Regions from separate parts of the Homo sapiens genome. Here region 1 is linked to region 2. A link is a loop called in an ENCODE intact Hi-C map of the cell type or tissue named here. Cell type or tissue: mammary epithelial cell. All regions are shown on one strand. Links, peaks and the distances in the headings refer to the core of each region. The heading gives the core; the rest is flanking DNA. Region 1 overlaps KSR1 (kinase suppressor of ras 1). Region 2 overlaps LGALS9 (galectin 9).

What was found. Peaks named below come from ENCODE experiments on the same cell type or tissue, not always from the same donor. Only the 100,000 strongest peaks of a DNase experiment are listed, where the experiment ranks them.
Region 1: it touches region 2 in a loop (7-fold over the local background); 2 of 110 quality-filtered maps call a loop at or near these places.

The regions. Positions count from the first base shown.
Region 1 is chr17:27,489,666-27,499,077 of GRCh38, forward strand. The region is part of intron 1 of KSR1 (kinase suppressor of ras 1); the gene reads left to right. Among named protein-coding and RNA genes, the nearest start is that of KSR1, 38 kb to the left of the region's middle. RefSeq lists enhancers at 6,289-6,358, 7,099-7,148. In mammary epithelial cell, for the core only: a CTCF peak has its summit at 4,719 (motif pointing right); a DNase peak (open chromatin) is centred at 8,236; H3K4me3 peaks cover 649 bases.
Region 2 is chr17:27,649,267-27,658,678 of GRCh38, forward strand. It overlaps LGALS9 (galectin 9), which reads left to right. Exons shown (of 11, transcript NM_009587.3): 11 at 1-294. It also overlaps the pseudogene NOS2P1. Among named protein-coding and RNA genes, the nearest start is that of LGALS9, 23 kb to the left of the region's middle. In mammary epithelial cell, for the core only: CTCF peaks have their summits at 2,359 (motif pointing left), 5,628 (motif pointing right) and 5,829 (motif pointing right); no DNase peak of the experiment used is centred there.

The sequences.
Region 1 (9,412 bases), core at 434-8,433, 160 kb before region 2:
AGGTTGGGGCCCTAGCCTGCTTTTGCTTCTTCTCTCCCCTGTGGGGCTGCTCTTCTTGGTATCCTCACTGCCTCCTCATTCAGGTGTGTGGCTGTGAAATGAGACCAGATCTGCCCAGGAGGAGGTCATGAAGAATCCACAGTAGGGAAGATGGGGGCCCAGGGGTTGGGAGGTGGCTGGGAGGTCCGCAGGGAGAAAAGGAGGGGCAGCTGCGTTCTCAAAAATGACAGTGTTTCCTTGCTTCACCAATCTGGGCAGAAAGGGCTGACCCAGAAGCTTGTTGCATACAATTGGTTCAAAGAGGCCAACAGGCCAAGATCTGGAAGCATTGTGTGTGTGCATGTGTGTATACCTGTGTGTGTGCTCAGACCCTTCACTGGAAGATGGTAAGGTGTCGGGCAAGTGTGTGGACTCTGGGATGGATTGCCCAGGTCCATTCCTCTCTACCTGTTATCAGCATCCTGGTGGGACCTTACAGAAATAACTTCTAAGTCTCCGTTTCTGCATTTGTACAAGGGGGCTGTTGAGAGGATCAAATGGGATTATCCTTAAAAAGTTAAGCATATAGTAAATGTTATGTAAATGCTAGCTATTATATGAGGTGGTTTTGTTGATACTTACTGTAAAAGACCACAGCAGACTATCTCATTTATCATGGAAAATAAGGTTTTGTTGTAAAATTATGAGAAAGTTATTTTTACATAAAACCATTTTATCTTCCCCATTGTTAAAGAATGAAGATGAACGGAACCTTAGAGTTCATCCTGTGGTTTTCAAAAACCTTCGCCAGAGCAATCCCCCTTTTTTTCCCGAGTGAAATCTTACATGGAAAGCCAATGTATAAATAAGGTGAAATGGAAGCTGTACTGGTAGGAGGATCAGGGGTGGGGGTTACAGAATGTAGGCAGCAAAGACCTGGGGGGTCTTCCTGCTGGCTTCCTGAGCCTCATTCTTGTGGTCCAGGGAGCAGTTTGCAACTCTAATACATAATTGAGTTGTACAAATAGGTACTGCCTTTTTGGACGGTAATTGATAGTATTACCCTTAGGCAGCTGACCCCTGTAAATTACCATCATTATTGAAATTGAAAATGTATGTTCCTTAGGATTCAGCAATCTCACTTGTGGGACTCTGACACCTATAGAAACGATAGGCTGTACACATACAAGCATAAGTACAAGGTTGTTCATTGTGTAAAGGGTTAGAGACACCTAAATGTCCAGTAACAGGGGAAAGGCTGAGTCAATTTTGAACTTGCTTAGGTAACCATAAAAGGGACAAAGTAGATCTATGGACTGTCTTGGACAGATTTTCGTGATATATTCAAGATGCAGAACAATATATATAGTATGATCCTTCTTTTAAAAAACCATATGTATATGTATCTATAACTGTGTGTGTATCTATACACACACATACACACATATACACACAGATACACAAAGCACTCTAATTTTTATGTTTATTTTTTTAGAGGTGGAGTCTCATTCTGTCGCCCAGGCTGGAGCAAGTATAGTGGCATGATACTAGCTCACGGTAGCCTCAAACTCCTGGGCTCAAGTGATCCTCTGGCCTTGGTCTCCTGAGTAGGTGGGACTATAGGCTCATGCCACCAATCCTGGCTAATTTTTTGTTAGTGGTGTGTGTGTGTGTGTGTGTGTGTGTGTGTGTGTGTGTGTGTGTGTGTTGGGGGTGGGGTAGGGGCGGGGGTGGAATGTCTCGCTTTCTTGCCCAGGCTGGTCTTGAACTCCTGACCTCAAGTGATCCTTGTGTCTTGGCCTCCCAAAGTGCTGGGATTACAGGCACGAGCCACTGTGCCTGGCCACAAAACACTCTAATGCTCATTACTTTAGGAACCAGCTGGGAAGGCTACAGACCAAACTCCTAATAGTACTTACTTGGGGGGATAGAGGGGAAACTGGTGTTTTTTACTTTATAGTTTTCCCCTGTCCACAAAGGGTGGTACTTTGTGTAATTTATTTCCTAGTTGGTGTTTTCTTTCAAATTAAAAAGGAAGGGAAATAAAAGTATGCTGGTCATCATAGAGGTGAGAAAATGACTCACAAGGGGGCGGTGGATTTGCCCAGGGTCGCCCAGGTCTGTGTGGGGAAGTGGCCGGCTGTTTAGTGTGTGCAGCAGGAGAGCTCAGGGGCTCCGACTGAAGTTAGTCTGCTGGGAGGCCCCTTGCTCCTGCCTTGTTTTTGCCCTCACAGGCTGGCTCCAGGGCTACACTCCTGCTATACTCTGCTCACCATCTGTTAAGGGAGCAGTTGGTAGGCTGTGAGCAGCGCCTGCCTCCCTCCCATGTCTAATTTAACCAGTCACCCTTCTCTCCGTCGGCCTCCACCAAGGCTGTGGGATCATTCTTTAATTACTTACAGGGGTCAGTCACCTGATGGGACGCCTTTGCTGGAGACAGACGGTACTGACAAGCAGATTAGTTGCACGTTGGGAGGTGGGAGGAGGGAGGAGACGAGGAGAGTGTGTGTAGCAGATACGAGTGGGTGGCTTCAAAATAGAAATTCATGAAGGCTCTAGGAAAGTAATTTTAAACACTGTTCATTTAGAGGCTGTGGTTCAGGGGTGAGCAAAGCTGGAGGCAGCCCACCCAGCACATGTTGACCTTGCTTTCCCGTCAGACTTGGGAGGGAGGAAGGCAGGAGTCTCCTCAACTCACCTTTGCAGAGCTCTGAAACTGGGTCTGTTCAAAGTTACACCTGCTCGTTTCTTGTGCCCGTGAATTCCTTTCTAGGAATGATCAGGCATCCATAGGCAAGATCTTCCTCGAGAGTCAATAGACCTGAGCCCAAATGTCAGCTCTGTGTCTGAGCTGCCATGTGACCTTGGACAAGCTGCTTCCCTTCCCTTGCTTGGGCTGAGTTTCTAACATTCCCAACTCAGGGGATCAAAAGAGGTGAGTCCTGTGGACTTCCACAGCTCTAGAATGTTCTGTGAGTAATATGCCCCTACTTGCTGTTTGCAGGGAGGCAGCCATGAGTTAGATAAAGCCCCGGAATTCGAGGCATCCATCCCTTCATGCTGGCCACCAAGCAGACCTGTGGATGTTGACTTGTCTCTTGTCTGCCCATAGATGTTGGCTTGGAATAGGGAGGAGGTGGGACTTATTTTGAGCCCGAGTTCCCCATGTACAAAATGGGGCTAACAGGATTTGTCTTGCAGGGTAATGAGGATTTGTGAAAACATGGTTGAATTCCTGGCACATGGTAGGTGCTCATTAAATGGTGTTATACACTTAGTACTTGGCATTCCCAGCCTTACTTTTTGTCTTTGCTGGAAATATATTCCATGCGGGGAGGGAAATGGGAATGATCTTACTTTATAGATGCCACTTCATAGAAAGCATTGGCACTGGGATTGCCAGCCTTTCCCAAAGCAGTGTGTGTTCCTTCATCATTCTGCTGATGATGATCATTTATGGAGCAATTTACTATGTGAGGTACATGATAACCCCAGTCTCCTTTAATCCTCGTGAAACCCTATGAAGCAATAAGGGACTATTATTATCCACACTTTATACATATAAATGAAGAAAGTGAGGCTTTGTGAAGTTGAATGATGTTCCCAAGGTCACCCAGTTAGTAAATGCTGAAGCTGGAGTCCTCAGTCTTAGTTATTAATGTAAGCTTGCTTTTCAGGACAGAGAGGGCTTTGGAGGACCAGGAAGGGCTCCAATTCTGAGGCAAAGGCTGTGAAACACCGGGGTCAGGCAGGAAATCATGCCCTTGAATTCTTTAACAGGGCAGATTTTTTAAGTCAGAGACATTAACGATCAGCTCCGTATAATGTTTATGGCCTGTGTGACCCTGCCCCGTGGTGCTCGGTAGACCCCACTGCCCATGTGTGCCTGATGATTCCATTTCTGTCTTGCTTATTGCAAGTGACCTTGAATTACCTAAAACCCAGGGAAATGTGTTCTTAATCTGCCCTTTTAACAATGCTGATTTTACCCTTCCAACTCAGATTTAAATAACCTTTCCTTCTGTGTTGTCGTGAGTGTAAAGAAGCAGCATCATGAAAAAGCCCAGCCCTAAACTCTCTGTAATTATGGGGTATGGTGGAGAGGGAGGGGCACTGAAAAGGAAATAATGGGGTCGTGAGACCATTGGAAATTGCACTGGTTATATTCAGTAGCAGAGCTGGAGATTTTTGCCTGCTGCTGGGAAAAATTTAAAAAGCAAAACAACCTCTGCCTCAGCCTTGGAGGTTTAGCTGTTGAATTTACTCCCTTTAATTTGAGGCACCTGAGGCTCCCATTTTGTGGTGTGATTGGCTGGACTTTCCACCACTTCTTCCTCTCTCTGGCCAGAGAGAAACTTGGGGACGCTGAGGTGGTTTGTAGCAGCTGTCATCAATGTCCGCCTTTCATGTCCACAGTGGTTTGGAGCAGAGGCCCAGAAATGCTTGGGGAGTCTCTGTGAATTCAGAAGAAGTCTCCTTCTCCCACTCCGCTGTCTGACAGCAGGTTAAAAAAAAAAATTACAAAGAGCTTCCAGGAACAAAAAGTGGAGATGATTTTTTTTATGGCCCTTAAAGACTTGAAATTTGCAGGAGAAATGCCGTGTGGTTGCGTAATTCTATATGTGGAGTATCTGGAATTATTCCTGGAGAGGCGGGCAAGCACCCAGATTAGAGATGTGTAAAGTGCAGTTTTGTCTTGCAGTCCAAGCAGGTGAGCATTCAGGCCTGTGGGAAGGAAGGAAGGGAACAGCAGGTGGCAGTAACTGGGAAGCTTGCCTCTGAGTGAGATTAACTAGAATGTATTTTTCCGCTGCATTTAAAGAGCCAGTGAAAGGGGCAGATTTACCCAGGGTCACGTGCCTGGTCAGTGCCTTAAATGGACCCAGGGTGTCAGCCCCCTCTGCCTCGACTTCAACAGAGTTAATGTTTCCCCAGAGACTAATAGAGGGACCGATATTAGGGATTCCGGGGACAAGTACGAACAGGTCTTTCGATTTACATTTAAAAGCAGTAGAGAGCAGGAAGGAGATTTCTGGCATTTGTGCAGTTTAAAAACCAACTAGACAAAAAATCTTGATGGAGCTGTTTCCCAATCAGCCTGGCAGTCCTCTCAGCATTGACGTCGTGAGAATGAAAGCTTCTCTGAGAGTGCCATTGGGCGGTGTCCCTTCCAAGTTCTCCAGGAAGCAAATTTTGGACCCTGGCCGCTGACTCAGTGTGGCCTGCTGGGTGGCTCCCTGTGCCTGGGAGGCGGCCCTGTCAGTGTCCCTGGGCTCAGCCCATAAGCAAGTGCCCCAGGTGATCCTGCTCCCATTCAGTGACTGGAGAGGCAGAGGGAAGGGGCTCCCGGGCAGTGCGGGTTCCAGGTGGGCACAGCTGGTAAGCCGGGCGGCTGGGCAGGGCTCTGCTTCAGGTGTGCAGAGTGGGTGTGAGTTCTGCACAGCACAGGAGGTGGTTTCTGCCCTTACCCATTGGGCAGGGAAGGAAGCTTGAGAAATCAGACTTGATTTTAGCAGGACAGGAGCTTGTGGGCTTCTGAAAGAATGCACGCCTCAGTGGTACAGGGTTCTGGGGGTATATGCAGCGGCTGCTCCTCTCCTCCTCCCCTGAGCCCTCTAATACTGATCTCGCACTTTCCTGGCCTTGTCCAACATCTTGGGAGGCAGAAAAGCATAGTTTATATGTGTGCTTGTCTTTATACAAGGCTCTGTGTGTGAGTGTGACTGTGGGTGTTTATTTAACTCAAGAAAAGTCCAAGGGACCCCTCACACAGAGGAGGTGAGGTGCATTGGACAACCTGGGCCAGGACTTGGAGGACATGTCTGCCCCGATGATGACTTAGGCCCAGTCCCTTAGTATCCTTGGGATATAGCCCCCTGATCTGCCCCAAAGGTGGAGTTGGGCGACAGGAGGGAGGCTTGGAGATCATTTCTCGTGTCCCTTCCAGCTCTGAAATCTGTGAGCAATGTTGTCCAGTAAGGCTGTCTCTACCAGGTAACACATGACTGCCAAGTGGGTATTTTAATCACTGTGATTTCAGAATAACAGGGCGAGCTCTCACAGAGCATTCATTGCTTCATCGATCATGCAGTCCCTGTGGAACCTGAGTTGATGGCGGGTCTACAGTCAGTTCAGTTTACTTGTAGCTGTCATTGATCAGGTGCAAACATGCTTTTCAAAGCCTGGAATCATTTTTTTTAAGTTGGATCATATTTGCTTATTATAATTGGTAAAATTTGAGTGTTGCCCCTAGGCTCTCAGAGGGAACAGTTTGGAAAGTGCTTCCTTCCAAGAAGAGACGAGATGGTACTGCGCATAAGCCTCCTTTAGGGTTGGGTCTTTATGCAGGCAGATAGTAAGTGCTTCTGGAACGTTTTGAGTTCTGCCCCCTACTCCATGAGCCGCCGCAAGATCTGGCTTGTTGGGACCTCATGGGCCAGTGGTCAGGCCCAGCATTATGAATCTCTTTTGGCCAAGTTCCTGGGATAGGCCTGTTTCTTCTTTAATAACTGCAGTGTGAAACAAGTCTTATTTTGAGTAAGAGAGTGAGGCCCCGGGTGGCGTTTTTGTGTTTGCCTAAGGGAGATGCCTCATCTCCAGCCACCCAGATGTGACTGGAGAGAGCCATGATGCTGCTTTTGTTTGTCTCTAATTACACTTAATAAGATGGGGGCAAGGGAGGAAGGCATAAGAGTGCCATAGAAACTCCAATTTCCCCTAAAATTAGAAACCCTGAAACTCATGAGTTGAATAGAAAAACCTAGATAATTTGCCGCCCCCTTTCTCTATTTTGTTCACCTTGCTGGCTGATTCTGCCTGATTTTAAGTATTTGAAATATGTCTCAGCCAGATTTTCTGGTCCTCTTTCCTCACCTCTCCCCTCCCTTCCAACAGAAGGGAGGCCCCCATGTGGTCTTCTTGCCTAGCTGGGCCTCCTGTGCCCCAGAGCGAGAATCTGAGAACGCAGGAATTGGGTTGGGACTGTGGGAAATTTGCATGTGCCATGGTAACCAGCAAGGGGATCCTGGGGGATCTCAGGTTAATGATTAAGCCCTGAGCCTTCATTCAAGCCAGGCAGTGGCAGTGGCCCTCAGGATTTGCAGCCACCTGCCAAACGCAGGGCCTCTTACTTCTGTTAGCTTTTCAGGCCGAGTGAAGATGGAAACTGTCTTGGAGGGATACCGAGGGGCTGGCCGTGTGCTAGTGAATTTGCTAGCAGCCACAGCCCTGCCGTGTCCTCCTCTGAGATGAGAGTGTGGGCCAGCAGGTTAGAACTCTGAGGTTCAGCTTTCATCAATTGCACTCAGTTTTAAAAGCTCACATTTGTCTTTCTTTTTGCGTAAGCAGAAAGCATCCGACCCTTCCTGCTCTGGTGTTTTCTAGGGGCAGCAGTAAGTGGGCTTTTCCTCCTTCCCTGTTGGGCAGGAGAATGCGGAGCTGCTCATTAAAGTCAGCAGATGAGCAGATATTTGGTCTTCAGCTCTTTCATTTCCACCTCTTTGCGATATGAGACAGCAGACGTTCCCAAAAAGGGCTTGCGGTTTATGTTATCGGTAACCCATTTCATTCTTCCAGATGGTGAGTGAAGGACCTTAAACTCCATACAGAGAAACAGAGGCTGAAGCTGGGGAAGATTGAATAACCAGTGCCAGGGTGGGCTTCATCCTCTTATCGTGGGACCAGCTGTCCCAGTGACTTTCACTTGTCGGTACTGCAGTCCTTTCTGGAAAATGTCCTGGGACAAGGATGGTGCCCAGATGTGGCTGCATTAATTACTGTAAACCCCATAATGAAGAAGATGTCTCCTTACAGCCCCCTTTCAGTCCTTGAATGGCCTCTAGGAGAAAGTCTGAATGTGACCTCCCTTTCTAAAAAGCAAGGAGTGGGACCAGGAGGAAACAGGCCGCAGGATCCCGGCCTTCTGCAGGCAGTGGGGCCCCAAATATATAATAATGTTGTTTTGTTTCAGTTATGCTTGTTTTTATGGAAATCTTCTGTATGGCACAGATACTAGTGTCTCCTTTATGGCAATGAGATAGTTTCTTTTTTAAAAAGTGAGTAGATTTAAGAGAAAATATTAAATAATAGTACTGGTGGCATATGCCAGACTTGATGAACAGCCCATGTTTGAGAAACCCTGTTTGGCTGCAGCAACACATGTGCAGCAAGGAGGGCCAGCAGTATTGGTGAGGAAGCTCCAGGAGTGACTGAGAAAGAGATCTTACTGGAAAGTCTGGCAGAGTCAGTGCGTGCACAGCAAGACCGTCACGGTGGCAGTTTCTTTCCGGGATGGGCAGGCAGGTTTGTACAGGTTTTGCTGCAAAAATGAGGAGTGTGTGTGCATGTGCATACTGTTTTTTCCTTCAGTAGCAGTAATATTTTACCCTTAAAAATGCCTCTTGAGGCTGGGAGCGGTGGCTTATGCCTGTAATTCCAGCACTTTGGGAGGCTGAGGCAGATGGATCACTTGAGGTCAGGAGTTCGAGACCAGCCTGGCCAACATGGTGAAACCCCGTCTCTACTGAAAATACAAAATTTAGCCGAGTGTGGTGGCGGGCGCCTGTGGTCCCAGCTACTCGGGAGGCTGAGGCAGGAGAATGGCATGAACTCGGGAGGCAGAGGGGCGGAGGGTGCAGTGAGCCGAGATTGCACCACTGCACTCCAGCCTGGGCAATAGAGTGAGACTCAGTCTCAAAAAAAAAAAAAAAAAAAAGGCTCTTGACCAACCAACTCTACTTACACACAACTTGATGTGACAATTCTATTTAGATAATTTCAACCACAGGGAAACAGCTCAGGAGTTTCCAAGTAAAAAGCCCAATGGGGAAAATCTCCTTTTCAAATTCTCCCACTTTCCGGACAGTCCAGTGGTTCTCAAACTTTTGTCATTGTCAGCATTGCTTGGGGAAGCTTATAGAAGATGGAGGACCCACCCTGCTGCACCCAGCTAGGCCTCTGTGCGCTGTTTCTCCCAGGGTGATCCCGATAACACTAGTGTTTGAGATCGTGGCCCAGGTTGTGAGTCCCAGCCCTGGCTGCCATTAGAATTTCCTGGAGACTGTTAAAGCTATTGAGGCCTGGATCCCACCCTAGCAAAGCCCCACTGGAATCTTGGGGTGGGGCCTGGGCATTGGAATTTTTAAAATGCGCCTCAGGTGATGCGGTTGTGTGGGCAGGTGGAGACTCACTGGCTTTGATGGAGACTCTTAGGGAAACTTTAACGAACATGTGGGAATGCTTTGAGGAAGAAGCAAAGGGCGGCATGAGGCACTGAAAGAAATGAGTGCAGCTGCAGAGGAACCCTCAGATCTGAGTTAGGTTTTGAGGACTTCTATGAAAAAATGGAATTAGAAGTCAAGTAAGCCAGGGTGAGTGGGAGAGCAGCACCAGCCTGTTGGTTTTAGAGCAGGGCCAGGAGGGTTAACAGCTTCAG
Region 2 (9,412 bases), core at 824-8,823:
AGTGAAGATGAAGCCCCATGCTCAGTCCCCTCCCATCCCCCACGCAGCTCCACCCCAGTCCCAAGCCACCAGCTGTCTGCTCCTGGTGGGAGGTGGCCTCCTCAGCCCCTCCTCTCTGACCTTTAACCTCACTCTCACCTTGCACCGTGCACCAACCCTTCACCCCTCCTGGAAAGCAGGCCTGATGGCTTCCCACTGGCCTCCACCACCTGACCAGAGTGTTCTCTTCAGAGGACTGGCTCCTTTCCCAGTGTCCTTAAAATAAAGAAATGAAAATGCTTGTTGGCACATTCATGTGGGTTGACCATGGCTTCTTTAATTCATTTGGAGACATTTTGGAGTCTGTGGAATCGGGCGGGGGTGCTGCTGAGAGGAGTGGGATGGGAAAGCATGGACTCCCTTTGGGCAGGGGGTCCTGACCTCACACCTCCTCCCAGAGGGTCTCTTGCAAATCCCACGAGGGTGTTGGAGAAAGCAGGCTGGGGCTCTAGCCTTTTGGGCAGGAGTCTCGGACACAGGAAGGGTGGTAATGGGGGACACCAGGAAACAGCCCCATGCCTCCGAGATGGGAGAGGGGCTGGGGCAGAGCCTGTGAGGGCCACAGCAGGGTCAGAGCTGCCTCCTCAGACCTGGCGTCCCAGTGGGAGGAGGTGGCTTGGGGAGGGGGGTCAGGAGAAGCTGATCCGAAGCACCGTCTGGGTGTGTGTTCCATTGTGGGTCTCCCCGGCATTAGGGGTTAGGGCTTGCGTGGGAAAAGTGGCTCAGTGTTCATGTGTGGGGTTCTGCCAGCCACTGGGCCACTGCCCAACAGCCCAGCTCCGCGTCCACGTGATGCCAACACATCCTGCTTGGCTCAGCAAGAATCCAGTTCCTCAGGCCCCAGTGTAGTCCTCGGAGCTGGCAGCACCAGCAGCAACTGGGAGCTTGTTGGAAACGCGGCATCCCGCGCACCGCCCCCCTGCCCCGTGACACACACACATACCTACCTGAGAGATCAGAGCCTTCGTTTTCACAACACCCCAGGTGAGACACACACATTAAAGCTGAGAAGCCGGCTGGGCATGGTGGCTCACGCCTGTAATCCCAGCACTTTGGGAGGCCGAGACAGGCAGATCATCTGAGGTCTGGAGTTTGTGACCAGTCTGGCTAACATGACAAAACCCCGTCTCTACTAAAAATAATAATAATTTAAAAAAAGTAGCCGGGTGTGGTGGCGGGCACCTGTAATCCCAGCTACTCGGGAGGCTGAGGGGGGAGAATCGCTTGAACCCAGGAGGCAGATGTTGCATTGAGCCAATAATGCGCCATTGCACTCCAGCCTGGGTGACAAGAGTGAAATTCCGTCTCAAAATTAAAAACAAAACAAAACAACAACAACAACAAAAACACAAACCTGAGAAGCCCCGGTCCGGGAGCGGACTCCTGGCTGTGTTGCTGAGATGCACGGCTGTCGCGCAGGGCACAGAGCTTTTCTGGAGCCTGAGGTTGACACTACACCTTCTCCTGCCACCTGAGACTCTGCTGCTAGAAGAGGGAGGGGAGAGAGAGGGGCGAAGTCGGCTAGGGCGGCCAGGAGGCAGACACCAAACCCGAGCTGGGAGCCGTGTGTTGCTAGGACCCCAGCGTCCCCTGCTGAGCTCCTTCCTTGGTTCTGACCAGGAGAAGGAAATGGGGCTCAGTCTCTTAAGAAGCCTTCCTTGGCCAGCTCCAAACCCGGGAGGGTCCCCAATCCCTCAGACGAGGATGCTGTGGCCCACACTTGCCTCGACATGTTGCCTTCCCAGGGACCACATCCGTATGAGACAAACTCACATGGGACAGGTGGCCCCAGAGCAAAACGCTAAGACAGTGTCTAAGAAGAAGCTCAAGGCCTTCCCAGAAGCGCTGGCCTCATGTGAGAATCCCACCCACGCCAGACCCCGTTTCAGATCCTTTGTGAGGGAGGCAGGCCTGTGCCCCCTGCCCTACCACAGGTCTTTGGACAAGCAACGAAGCTCCATCTTCTGCTGTCACACCTGGCAGCCATTTCAGAGGAGCCATGGCCTGCCTGGGTTGTCCCTCTGTGGGGGATCTGTCCAGGCTGCGACACCCACCAGCTCCCCACTCTGTATAACTGAGGGCCACATTCCCTACAAAACAGCCCCCAACCCCCCTCCCCCGCCACACACACATACAGTGTGATTAAAGTAAAATGCAATTCATGTAAATATCTCCATCAAGGAATCATACAGGGAAGACCCAAGTGGCCGTTGGGAACAGACTGGGTGTTAGTTTTTTAAATACAGAGGCATAAATAACTGTACACAAGGCAGTTAAATACACAGTGGTGTGACAGCACCTCCTGGTGGTCACTTGAAGTGGTGCACTCAGCAGCGGGTTCCATCTTTCACCCACTTGCCAGGCCTGGCGTTGAAGATTTCGTCTCCAAGGGACCAGGAAGGCCCCAGCTTGAGAGAGGAGGCTCTGATCAATCCAGGGTGCTACTTGGTAGGAGGTCAAGTAAAGGGCTTGATGGGGAATGAAGTGAAAAAATAAGATGTGAGGCTGGGGGATATCACTTTCCTCCATCTCCCCAGGCCCTGTGACCTCGGATAATGCAGAGCTGGCTCCGTGGTTAAGTTCTGTGCCGGCAGCTTTAACCCCTCCTACGGGCCGTCAGAGCGCTGACATCTCCAGGCTCCTGGGCTGCACTGCCGCCTTGTCTGCTTGTAGGGAAATACAGCACCAAAGATATCTTCGTGATAGCACTTCTGGCTCTTTTAGGTGGAAACAGAGACCAAAGTGTCAAGTCCAGGCTGGGATGAGCCCCCGGGGTTGCCCAGCTTCCCTATCACATGGACCTCCATGAGCCATCTGTCTTCCCAACTGTCATACTAAGATTGTGCTTGAATCTGGTTTAGACTCTAACGGCCCTCAGCACCTGCTCTGGTGCGGGCCCTCTAACCATCTCCAAAGCTTTACTTAGCATACCCATTTCCTGCCCAGCACTCATCCCCCACCCAAGATACTCCAGGAGGTGTGAGCTCTGAGATAAATATGTTTGGGAAATGCCACATCCTTTCTTTCCTTCCAGCCTTGAAGGGTCCTGATGAGCAGCAGCATGCTGAAGGCTTCCAGAAGTCTTGTAGTAAAGCAACGTGTTTGCCTTGCCTTAACTAAGCATGTCCCAGGCTATTCGACCTTGGAACCTTTTTGATGCCAACTGTCTACCGACCCATTCAACGCATTTGGGGAAATGCCTGTTATCTCCTCACTGTTCTTCAAACACACCAGCTTAACTCCCACCCCCGGGGCCTTTGTACCTGCTGCCCCTCCAGAACAGCCCAGAGTGTTTCCTTCAGTATCCACAGGGCTCCTCCTCACCATCTCAGGTTTATTCTCAGATGCCGCCTTCCAGCTCCGCCTTCCCTGGCCACCCTATTTAAAATTACACTCCCCAGCGTTCTCTGGGCTGTTTCCTGCTGTTTTTCTCTGAAGCACTACAGCTCTTCCTTGTTTGGGTTTGTCAGCCCCAGTAGAATGTAAAGAATTTTTGCCTGATTCATTTACTGCTCTATCCCTAGCACATAGTAGGTGCTCAAAAAATGTTTGGTTGAACGTACGAATGTGTCTTAGGGAGAGTATGGAAGTGACAATCACAGGCTTTGGTACCACAGAGAGGCAGACTGAGCTCTAGGCTTTCATATTCACTGCTGTGGTCCCCGTAGGCCCCCTTCCCTCTGCAAAATGGGGTGCCTCCCTCACAAAATCCTCGGCAGCACTGAACAAAATGTCACAGCAGAATCTTTGGCAAGTAGTATGCCCAGTGTAAGCCCTTGATAAATATCACTATTATCTTCATCAATAAAATGCAAGCCCTTCCTGCTGGGGGGATGAGGGTGAGCAGACGCCAGCCTGGGTGTAAATAAGAAGTGTGAGGTTCACACGAGGCTGACAAGGGGCAGCCTTGCTCTCCCCTGTGTTCACAGCCTTGCTTTGGCCACACAGATACTTTCTGAAAGGGGGGTTTGGGGAGAGGCCAGGGAGACTCTCCTGCCCCCATTCTACAGATGGAAAAATGGAACACATTCCCCCGACTTCTCAAAGCTGCCAACTGGTCCAGGATGTGCAGTAGGGCCTTCTGACAGCCCACCCAGCTCAGATCTCAGCCACTGCTAAGATTCTCTTGGGGCCCAGAACTTTTCTGGGCCTGACTCCCCTGGGTCTACCTGCCACCCCTGGTCCTGGCTCCAACGGCCTGTGCCCTTGGCCGGCACCTTCAGCCCACACACCCACTACTATACCTTGAGCTGAAAGAAATAGTCCTCGACCTGCTCCTCATTCAATTTCAGCTTGGCAGCCACCAGCTGCTTCAGGGTGTGGGCCACATCCCAGGCCATGCGCATATCCCAGCAAACATAGAGGTGGCCTGGCTCCTCGTGGAGTACACGGAGCACCTTGCTGGCCAGCTGCTGCTGCAGGATGTCCTGAACATCGACCTGAAACCAGAGGAAGTGGTGGGTTCAGTCCCCAGCTGCTGGGGACAAGGCTTGCAGGCAGGCCTGCTGTCCTCAGGGAAGTGGGGAGAGGGCACTAAGGGGTGAGGAGTGAGTCCCCTCCCAGCCAGGACCTTGCATGGGGCCAGGCTTAGGATGAGGCGCACAGATGCCCCTGGGGCTGGGCTGGGATTAGAGAGATAAATGCTGGACACAGTCCTGCCCTCGAGGGGCTGACCATCCAGTGGGGATCCCAGACTGTCTCTGAATTTGCCATGCCTCAAAGAAGCATCAGTGAAGCCAGTCCCCCTGCCCAGGGCTCTGTCTATACTCTGGAAAAGGTAGCCTCTCAATGCAGACTGTCCATCAGGTCCCTGCAGGGTACGGATCCCGGGCTTCGCAGTTAGAAGGTCCAGGAGTCAGTCGGGGACTCTCTGCTCCTGCTCCACACAGGATGCCCAGTGGCCCCAGCACTGGGCACAGAGCACTGGACCCGAGAGGTGCCCTGATGGGACAAATGTGTGAGGACCGAGAGTCTGTTCTGACACCTCCGGCTCAGGAGACAACGCGGCCCTGGGGGCAGCAGAGCCTGTCTGAGGGCCGTGGTGGAAGCGTTGGCCGCCCTCCAGTCTTGCTGGGCTTGACACAGCCAGCCTGGATCACCTCTCCCTGGGCAGTCGCATGTCCCAGGGGTCCTGCTGGGGACCTTCAGCAGGCTAAGCTCTGGGCTTAACCCGCGTGTGACCTAGGTTAGTCCTGAACCTCTCCGGGCCTGTCGCTTATGCTGTATGAGAGGGTGTAACGCTCTTCATAGCATCACTCTGATGGTTGTGAACTACCTGCATTTTAGAGCTCAAGAGCTGAAGTCTCAGGGAGGCGAGGGGCCCGTGGGGACCCAGGGCTCATACTGAAGCCTGTGTGTGTAATGGCTTCACCAGCTTTTAGGCTGCATTTACCTTAGCTTGCCAGGCAGGAGGGAATAGGCGTGTGCACCGCATGCAGCACCCGCTTCCGGGTCATCTCTAGCATCTCCTCCCGGTAGGTGGCGGTCCTCATCTGGGCGGCGGCACCAGAAGACCAGGGTCCTGCGGCCTTCCAGCACTACTGCCGGGAGTCCCGGGCTGTTGTTATCATGTTGGCCACCAGAGGGCGCAACGGCTCCAAGCCCAACTGGAATTCTCACTTAACTCCCACAAGTATCCTAGCTAGTTAATAGCATTATCCCCACTTTACAGATGAGGAAACTGAGGCCCAGGGCATTCAGATCACTCATCCATAGTCACACAACTGAAAATGCAGATGCGGGATTCCCTCAGCCCATCGGAGCTCAAAAGCAAGGACTTTCCCATTATCCCCACTACCAGGAGAGGGAGCCCCGGCTCCGGTGCCGGAGACGTGAAGGCGGCCATTCTAACCCACAAAGGCCCGCACAGGGAGGCAAACTTGGGAGATCTTCCCTCCAGAGAGGTCCAGGAACCGTTCGTGGGGCTGCGGTTCTGATTCTAGGCAGGCGCTGCCCCTGGTGCCCCTGCCACCTGGGAAGCCTCCAGCCTTACCCTTCCGCTGGGAGTCATGGAGCCGCTGCTGCCAGAAACTGTGGAAGGGAGCGATACCTGTGCCAGGCCTGACAAGGATGCGAGGATGGGAGGGATCCTCGGGGAGGTGGAAGCCGCTGACACGGAAGAGGACAGGAGAAGAGGGGGCCAGTCCTCAGACACCCCAGGCCCACGCACACACAGGATGGCTGGGGAGCTGGGCCTGTGGGGGGTGGTCGTGAGGAGATGGAGAGGACAAGAAGCTCCTATTTGATTTCCCATGTCCTGCAGGCTGCTTCACTTCTGTCCAGGCACCAGCACCTCCCCCAGGTCCTTCTGAAAAAGGGCCATGCTCACTGGACTCTGGGCCCCTCCAGCACTGTTGTCATCGTTGTCCCTGCTAGAGACAGGCACACCAGTGTGACCCCAGTGTCTTCTTTATGGGCCACGGGGCCCCCGAGTGGCACCTAAACCCCAGATCCCTCCCTTTCCTCCCGGAACCCCCAGGGGTCGGCGGTCCCACAGGGGACAGAGTGGAAGGGGTGCTTACTTCCGCACAAAGCAGGGCACTGGGTTTTGAGGCTTCAGTTGTTGAGCCATGTGCTGCAGACGCCGTGGTGCAGGGGACCCTGGCCATCTGCTACGATACCACAAAGTGACCAATGTCCCCTACTGCCCATGTGCAAACTGTACCAGCTGCTCCGCCCACACCACGGCCTCCTTGGACGCCCCCACTCAGGCACTCTCAGGACTCAATGAGCAGCTGTTTGTTCTGGTTCTGAGATCCACCCTCTGTAAGCGCGGAGCTGAGGAACGTTGAAAGGGACTTAGAGAGGTTGCAGGTTGTCCCGTCTGCCCAAGCAGAAACTGAGTTCCGGAGTGGAAAAGTGACTTGGAGAAGGTCACTCAGGTCGCGGTGGAATCAGGTGGACAGCTCAGCTTCCCTGACTCCTACTCCAGTGCTCCTTCCAAAGACTTTCTCCGGGAACACTCCCAGCTCACCACTGAGCTCCACTGACAGCAGCATGAAGTGGCCCCTCAGGGTGGCTACTGCTGTGCGTGCTCATGAGCGTGGCCCTTGCTGGTAGCAACCCTGGGTGGTGGATGAGTTCCGCGCATTTCAGCCTGCTCTGGCACCTTGCTTTCCTCCTCAGTGGGCCCTCCCGGGCTTGTAGAAACCCAGGAGGTTTCTCTGGGTTCTGTTCCCCTTACAATGGCCCAGCACTTGAAGGAGGCCTCCAACCAACTGCAGAGGTCCCCCTGGTTTTCCTCGGGATTAAATTTTGCTCTCACAAGACATGTAGGCCTCTCCTCTCCTGGTCTGGGTGGCTGTTCTCTAGCAGGGCAAACAGAGTCTCTGGCCAGTTTTTAGAAACTGTGTTTGTGCTTCCTAGAGGACAGAGGACTCAGAAGTGTGGGCAGCTCCCAGCTTTGCCCACCCAGGCAACGCTCAGTTACAGAGGGCAGGGCAGGGGGCAGCGGCCAGTGGTGGAGCCGAGACCACCTGGACGAGATGTTGGCCTCCCGCTCTATGGCAGCATCACCCCGCCCCCTGCCACCCCGGCCCACTTTGCTTCCCTCAGTGACCCTGACCTTTCCTTCTTGGCTTCAGCACAATGAGAATAATCTAATTATTTCTATGCCTATCTCTCCACTGCCGCCTCTAGATGCTCCCTGAGGGCAGGGCTGATGTCTGCTGTATTTCCACACCCACCCCAGTGCCAGGCATGAGGAGGTGTGAGATAAACCATCACTGAATGAGCTGAGTAAGTGAATGAACAATCAATGCAGAATCTCCCTTGTGTTCAGGCTGCACGACCAGGAAGACTAAGAACCACTGGCCTCCCACCAAGCATTGGGTGCTCTCCACGTCTGATCTCATTAAATTGTCCCAAGAGTAGTGGAACAGTGGGGTGGTGGAGGACTTGGACTTAGCAGTTAGACTAATCAGGTCTGAATCTCTGCTCTCCACTTACTAACAGTGTGACTTTCTGTGCCACCTGTAAAATGCACACAGGGCCTACCCCACAATGTAACTGATCATATACATACAGAAGGCTTGGTTTAGTGCCTGGTTCCTACAGATCTCTCCCACACGCCTCCTATTACGGTTAACAACTCTGGGTGGTGGGTGTTCCCTCCCTCCTTGAACTGATGAGGGAGCTGAGGCTGAGTTGATGAACAGATGCCCAATAAGGGGCAGACTGCGGCTGTTCCAGATCCTCCTCCCTGGGCTCACCTCGGGTGTGGTACATGAGCACGGTCACAGTCAGGTGGATCTCCATGGGCATGTGATCCCAGGAGGAGCTGATGGAGTAGAACCTGGGATTCAGAATGGGGAGCTGGGAGAGCAGGAAGCTAGCAGACACCCACAGGGACAGAAACTCCTCCAGCACCTCCAGGAACGTGAGGCTGTTGGTGAACTTCCACTTGCTGTACTCTGAGAGTAAGTGGAGGGTGATGTGAGCGACTCAGGGCACCTGCCCCACTTTGGGGGAAAAGGCTTTCACAACCTAGTAGTCATTCATTCATTCACTCACTCACTCAACAAACAAGTCCATGTGCCAGGCACTGTCCAGGGTGCTGAGACTACCGAGCTTGAGAAGAAATAGTTCCTGTCCTGGAGGAACTCAGTCCAGTACATTTATCTAACTTATGTGACCTCCTCCACTGTCGGCAACTCGTGGGCAGGGGTCAAATTTTTGTTGCAATTTAATTTGGGGCAAGGCTTTGGAACCAATCAGACCTGGGTTTAAATCTTGGCTGGGTGTCCTCACTAGCTGTGGAATCTCATCCCAATTACTTAACCTTTGTGAAACAAGGATAGTATTGCCTGCCTTGTGGGGATGTTATGGGAATTAAATGAGAAAGCATGTGCCAAGTTAGTACATTGCAGCCACAAAATAATGGTGGTGGAGGTAGTTGGAATCGAGATAATTAGCTATAATGATGACAATAATAATGACAACCAGTGCCTTTTGCAGACTTGGAACCAGACAGTTGCAGGTGAGCTAATGCATTCTCTCATTAACTTATTAATTCAGCTCTCCATCTGTCACTCTGCCCATTATGCCCATTTATCCATTCATCCACACCATCCATCCCCCAATACATCTTAAGTGACAAGTTTATTCCAGTTTTGGGGAAAGCAAAGACGGATAAGGGCGGCTCCCCTTTCTAGCTAATGTTCAAGGCAGTGCACTCTGGTTGCATCCTGCAGACACTTGGAAAAATTCAGTTCACTCAACACAACTGTGTCCTAGACATGGGCCAGCGGACGATGCCTGGCTTCCCACCAGCCTTTGACAAGTCTCACTTTGGGAACCTGGTGTGGATCCCTCTTGAAAGTTAAAACCAGCTCTGGACTCTGGCTCCCCACATGCTGGGACCCCCCACATACCC